Linked DNA regions of Homo sapiens: region 1 is linked to region 2. The links are chromatin contacts, found by Hi-C in ENCODE. All regions are on one chromosome and are shown on one strand. The core of a region is the stretch at or near the end of the contact, and the rest is flanking DNA. Distances in the headings are between cores, read along the strand shown.

The links. A loop is a pair of places that touch in the nucleus more often than their neighbours do. Pooled maps may share reads with other maps.
Region 1: a map of mammary epithelial cell shows a loop between it and region 2 (3-fold over the local background). The contact joins the enhancer-like site here to the promoter of NHS in region 2. A Hi-C loop is called at or near these places in 3 of 168 maps with a recorded cell type or tissue (PC-3, mammary epithelial cell and sigmoid colon) and 7 of 50 pooled maps.

The regions. Positions count from the first base shown.
Region 1 is chrX:17,458,110-17,461,295 of GRCh38, reverse strand. All of the region lies in intron 1 of NHS (NHS actin remodeling regulator), which reads right to left. Among named protein-coding and RNA genes, the nearest start is that of MIR4768, 34 kb to the right of the region's middle. Within about 2 kb of position 1,560, at least 2 of the 41 ENCODE cell types and tissues checked have a DNase peak (open chromatin) inside an H3K27ac peak, as active enhancers do; they include mammary epithelial cell, where a contact is called at or near this core.
Region 2 is chrX:17,373,695-17,377,213 of GRCh38, reverse strand. It overlaps NHS (NHS actin remodeling regulator), which reads right to left and starts at 2,014. Exons shown (of 9, transcript NM_001291867.2): 1 at 892-2,014. The coding sequence starts at 1,456.

The DNA of each region.
Region 1 (3,186 bases), core at 311-2,810, 85 kb before region 2:
AACTAGCTCAATGTTACCTCCCCTGAAAAGCTTTCCTTGGCTCTTCTCACTACCATCATTGTCTTGTTGACTTTCGATACCTGGCGTGTGCATTTAGGCTTTGGATCACATGGAATTCTGTGTGGCCCTAGAGAATCCACTTGATCACGTGGATCTGAGTCTTCTCTACCAAATAAAATGCTACATTCCTTGAAGGTACAAAACCTGTCTCAGTCCATCACAGTACCTAGCAAAGTTCCACGCACAAAGTAGGTATTCAATAAATTCAGTGGTCATTATATCAAAGAAACTCTCCAAGTTAGAAGTGAATACATATTTTGTACCTATGGAGAGGCAACATAGCAAGAGAGCCCAAGAGCACAGATTCTGAGGTCAGACTCCCTGGGCTTGAATCGTTACCCCTCAACTTCCTAACTGTGCCTCAGTTTCCTCATCTGTAATTGCTGATAACAGAAGCAACTACCTCATGGGGTTCTTATAAGAATGAATTGAGGTTATAAATGTAAAGCACCCTATCTATATAACAGAATGCCATTTGGCAATCAAAAGGAACAAACAGAAACATTACTCTCAGTGAAAGAAGCCAGTCACAAAAGATCACATATTATATGATTCAATTTACATCAGCTGTCCAGAAAAGACAAATTAATAGGGAGAGCAAGTAAATTAATGGTTGTCTGGGGCTGGGGGTGTGATTTGGAATTAACTGTAAATGGGCATAAGAGGTGACAGAATCAGATTGTGAAGATGGTAGCATTTCTCTGTAAATTCACTAAAAAAAAAAAATCATTGAATGGTGCATTTAAAATAGGTGAGCTTTCACCAGATCTGATGATTTTAAAAGTGGCGGTTTCCCCTGTGTACACTCTCTTGCCTGCAGCAATGTAACATGTGCTTTGCTTTCCCTTCACCTTCCACCATGATTTTAAGTTTCCTGGGGTCTCCTCAGCAGTGTGGAACTGTGATTCAATTAAACCTCTTTTGTTTATAAATTAAAAATAAATAAATAAATAAAATAAAATAGGTGAGCTTTATGGCATGTAAATTATATCTTAATAAAGCTGCTCTGAAAAATGTAAAGGCTTAGAGAACAGTGCCTGACCTAAAACAGGCACTAGGTAATTGTTTATGAAAAATAAATAAATAAACATTGTACTTGGGAAAATGTGGGTATAACAGTGTTCCCTGGATGCTGAACCATCTTCATCTTTCTAACCTCTTGTTCACCCAACCTCCCCCCAACAGGGATCTAAAGCTGGGGATCCTCTTCCTATGAGCCCAGGATGCTGCTAAACCCAGCCATATGTGTCTCCTTGGCTGCTACTGTCCCTCCCACTGCCAAAACTCTATGCAGTGTATTAAATGCCTCTTGTTTATAAAGCTCATGATGCCAAGCTATATTTTATTATATTGAGCCAACTGCTCTTATGCAAGTTTTCTCTTTTGGAAGGGGGTGTTGGGAGGAGGGAATGATCACACTATTGAGGAAGGGAGATTCCTTAAAACCATGACTCCAAAAGCAGCTGCTGATTACTCACAAAAACCCACACATCCTTGTCCTTAACAAATGTTATGCCACAGGGTAGCTTTAGCCCTGATCAAAACACGGACAACAATAGCCTCTTGGTCAGAAAGGAAAAAGGAGATAGAGAGGGAAGGAAGAGTTAAAGAAAGAGAAAAGGAGAATAAGATGAGAAAGAAAAAACAGTTTGAAATAGATTTACAGCAAGGCTCTGCCACATATGCAGGAATAGGGAGGGCTTAATTTGTAATAAGTCCCTGGAACAGAAAAGAGTCCCAAGCATACAATTCTTGTAAACTTGTGGCTTTAGCATCTTGCCCCAAACCATCTGCACAGAGTTCTCAGCCCTTCTGTGAAATCATCACTCCACCCTGTTTTATCTTCTGGCCTTCATTACGAACTGGCCCATTCACTTGGTTCCCATCAGGTTTCATGCTCAGTTGCTCACCATTTCCCACATTGATGCTGATGGAGTCTATCTTCCCAGCCATTTAAACACATCCATCCAAATTTTCTGAGAGGGAAGGAAATACGACTCCACCTCCTCACAGTCTCCGCAGACTTGGCAAAATGGATGCTTGGAGTCATGCCCAGACCTAGTAAGACCAACCCACTTTCCCTGTTCATACAGTAATTTATGTATGCAATCAAGCAAAAATTATTTATTGAGCAATCACACATGACAGAACCTGGCTTCCCTATCCTTAGCAGTGCTTCTCAAACTGGAGCATGCATGGGGACCTCCCGGAGAAATGCTAAAACACAAATTCCTGGGTCCCACCCCCAGAGCTACTAGTGCAGTAGGTCTGGGGGTAGAGTCCAGAGTCAGCAGTTCTAACAAGCTCCCAAGTGATGCTAATGCTTCTGGTCCATGGACCAAACTTAGAGTAGCACTGCTCCTGGGGTTACAAAGGTGAATAATAGGTGGAGTTTGCCTGAAGTAACTATAATCAATTACTGGACCCAAAGAATGCATGCACAGGCCAGGTGCGGTGGCTCACGCCTGTAATCCCAGTACTTTTGGAGGCCAGGGCAGGCAGATCACCTGAGGTCAGGAGTTCGAGACCAGCCTGGCTAACATGGCGAAACCCCAACTCTAATAAAAATATAAAAATAAGCTGGGCATGGTGGCAGGCACCTGTAATCCCAGCTACTCGGGAAGCTGAGGCAGGAGAATTGCTTGAACCCGGGAGGCAGAAGTTGCAGTGAGCCGATATCAAGCCACTGCTCTCCAAACTGGGCAACAGAGTGAGACTCCCTCTCGCGCCTGTAATCCCAGCACTTTGGGAGGCCGAGGCAGGTAGATGACTTGAGGTCAGGAGTTCAAGACCAGCCTAGCCAACATGGTGAAATCCCATCTCTACTAAAAATAAAAAAATTAGCCAGGTGTGGTAGTGTGCGCCTGTGGTCTCAGCTACTCAGCAGGCTGAGGCATGAGAATCACTTGAACCCCAGGGGGCGGAGGCTGCAGTGAGCCGAGATCTCGCCACTGCACTCCAGCCTGGGACACAGAGCAAGACACTGTCAAGAAACAAACAAACAAACAAACAAAGAAAAAGAATGCATGCACACACAAACACATGAAAAACAAAACTTTAACACCAGGTAACACATGATGAGCCTTAGGAGAGACCCAGACAGCAAGTGAGAGAAATTGAGAGAAA
Region 2 (3,519 bases), core at 765-3,264:
CCTCGTCGTTTCCCTGCAGCCCGCCTAGCAGACTAGTTCATACCTAAGTCCACGTGCCAGTAAATTTGGGCGACAGTGCACCGGGGAGGAGGAAGATAGTCTGTGGGATCCTCTGCGGGCAGATGGCACAGAGCCATTTAGTAGGAACCCTGGGCTGTTCAGAGCAGAAAAGATGCCCAGGGGTCTCCTCCATCTCCCCGGGGCCCCTGACACTCCCACCCTCATCTCTCCCTGACCCTCCCCGCGGCCCCTCCGGGCCACAAGGGTTTTCGGCAGAAGCACTACGAAGTTCAGTCTAGGAGGCGAGCAGCGCCACGCTACGTCGCACACGAGGGCAAGGCACAAGTTCGGAGCTCGGGGCAGCACCTGAGGTCACAGCGAGTGACGAAACAGCCGCGGTGCTGCAGCAGTCTCAAAAGAACACTCACTACTCCTGGAACCCCCAACCCTGAACATGCATGGTGTGGGCTACAGGGCTCAGGGCTGGGCTTCTGGAAACCACAGGAGTTGCAACCCTCCTCCCTACGCCCCGTGAAGGACGTGAAAGGCGAGCCCCGGTGGTGAAGGACAGACCCTCTCTGCCTCCTGTGCTCCCCATAAACGCTCCCTTTCTGCTCCTTCTCAGCCCACGCTGCCTGCGACTTCAGAGGTCGCCCTTTTAACTTTCCACCGTCCACGTCTGCATCACTGAATCGGGGTCCAGCCCAGCCACTCAGCCCCAGGAGGATTGGGGTGGGTCCCAGGGGATGGGAAGGGTGGGAAGGCGAGAGTAGTAAGGTGCAAGCTGCAACCGGAGCGGCGCCGCGGGGCTGGGATTGCCGCTGCTGGGGAGGGCGCGAGGGTGCGGCGCAGAAACCCATAGCCTGGCGGGCGGACGGCGCGGGTACTCACGCACTGCCTCCTGCTTAGGGTCAAGCGTGCTGAGGACGCGCTGCACGCCGCCGAGCTTGCCCTGCAGCGCCCAGACGCGGCGGTGGGTGAGCTGGATGTCGCTCTCGAGCTCCTGGAAGAGGCTGCAAGCGTGCCGGGCCACGTCCGAGAGCTGCCGGAGGACACGGGCCAGAGCGGCGTTGCTGACCGCGCATAGGTCCAGCATGAGCAGCACGGCCGCCGCCGCCGCCGCCGAGGACGCCTCGCCGGCTGCGGGCGCCGCCTCCGGGATCCCCGCCGTGCTCTCCTCGCCAGCCACGGACGCCTCTCCGTGCGGCGGCTGAGTCTGGTCGGCCGGCGCGGGCAGTGGCGGCGGCGGCGGTGGCAGCCCTGAAGGTGCAGGGACGGCGCGGGCTGGCTCCTCTGGCCCTGGCGCCTCGACCTCGTCCAGGTCCCTCCGGCCCGGCGGCTGCAAGGGCGGCGGCGGCTCAGCGCTGCCTCCGCTCGCGTCCACTGCTGGGCCGGGCGCAGGGCGCCGCTGCCTGCACAGCCATTGCGGCTCCACGATCCGCTTGGCGAAAGGCATCCCGCGCAGCCAGGCGGCGACTTTCTGGTCTCCTCCAAGCGCCCCTGTGAGCTGGAGACCGGGCGCGCCCACCTGAGCAGGGAGGGGGCAGGAGTCCGGCAAAAGCGCGATCTGGCAGTCCGGATACGCAGGGGGCTTCTCTGCTCACCTTGCCTCCTCTTCCCCGCCCTCTCCCTAGCAAATCAGTCCAGCCAGTCCTCCTTTGGGTGCACCGTTCCCTGGGGAGGATGACAAGCGCTCCGCACAGAAATTTAGGGGTGCGCCTGGTCTCTTCTCACTTGCTTCCAACCAGGGTCGACTGGCTCAACTCCATCGTTTCTGTGCTCGCCGTCGCCACCCCGGCCACTGCCGTCGCCGCCGCCTATATAAATGGGCGTGCGTGTGTCTGTGTGTGTGTGGGTGAGTGGGTGGGTGGGTGTGAGTGTGTGCGCGCGCCTCAGTTTGAAAGTACCCCGGCGCAGGCCTCTCCCCGCGCGCCCCTCGGCCGCTCCGGGGAGCGATTGCGCCCGGGATCTCTCTCCCTGGCTGGGCGGGGAGGAGGTTTCGGAAAGGCGCTCTGAAAACCCGGAGAGAGGAATCTGCCTCCAGCCCGGGCGCAGGAGGCCGCGCGGGGGTGACGGGGCGGACGCAGGGCGGGGGAGGCCGGGGCGAGGGGGGCGCAGCGCCCTGTGCGGCCGCTGGGAGTCACTGGTGGCCTCGCCGTGCTGGGCGCGTTCAGGCGCAAAGACACTTCCTCACATCCAAGGGGTTGGAATTGAGACTGTCAGCGTGGTGGGGGCGGGGAGTCCTCAAGTTGGGAGTAGGGGTGTGGGCAGTAAGCGCAGAGGGAAGAGGGTGGGGTATTGAGGATGCGGCAGATTTGGCGTGTTGGAGCAAGTTTTTCGCCGAATTCCAGCTCTGTACAAGACCTTTGGGTTCTTACAGGGAAAACTGGGCTGCTCCTTGGAGATCCCCGGGCTCTATGAACGCAAGGAGACAACTGGGGAGGGCAAAGGGCGTAGGCGCATCTCCATGTGGCCAGAGCAGCCAGAGTGCTGTTTATACCCCTTCCCAGGCATCACGTGGCCCCCTGTTTTGGGCACGGGCTCTATAGAATATCGTGAATGAGACCCAAACCACCAATGAGCAAAATCCCCAGAAAACTGCTTACGAAACTCATTGCACGTTGGGTGAGATAAACGGCATTACCTCCTCGTCACCCTACTGTGCTGATCATACACAGGATTTTTAAAGTTCTCCATCAGAGAGATGATGATTTACAGAAGAAGGGAAAGTTTTCCCCTTCAGTTAACTGAAAGGTATAATTTCTAAAAAGGCATGCATTTTCGATTGCAGCAGGCTGCAGGCTGTATGCCGTCAGTAAAAAGAGTTTGGGAAATGTTAATAAAACACGTGCTTTCATGCCTCCAAAAAGTATACTGTAAAAATATTTTTTATTTTAAAGCCACAAGCCAGATCTTGGGAATGCAGCCTCTTTTCGTGTTTCTAAAGAGAACATGGAAAAAATATGTTTTATGGCAACAATAAAGTCCTCCAGACCTGCGGTGGTGTCTCCTCTCCTCCCTCTAAAGGCGGGAGAGGGAGGAGGCTCCAACAGTCAGCACTTTGGACTGGCCCACGCTTTGGTTTTAAAGGCTTCAACAGACCCTTGTCTTATTCTACAAAACAAAAAAAAAAAAACAAAAAAAAACCAAAATTTTCGGCAAGGACATATCCTTGTTCATAAAAGATCCAGGCTGAGGCTTTGGGGGTAAAGGGCCATGATGTCTGCAAAGTACACATAAATGTTTCAGTAACAACAAGAAGAAGAATGATGATAATAAAGATGTGTATGTATGAAGGGAGAAAAAAACAAAATATGGCAAAATGTTCAAAATAGTCTAGGTTAAGGGCATATCAGGGTTCATTGTACATTTCTTGCAACTTTAAATTTGGTTTTGTTTCCAAATAAAAAATGAAAGAAAAGAATATTTTGGAACAAGGTCTTTTAAGGTTTGTTTTTTATCTCACAAATCTGAAAAGCGTTGAGCTAGCTGTTTTTAAATTGAGCTTGACTTTTTAAT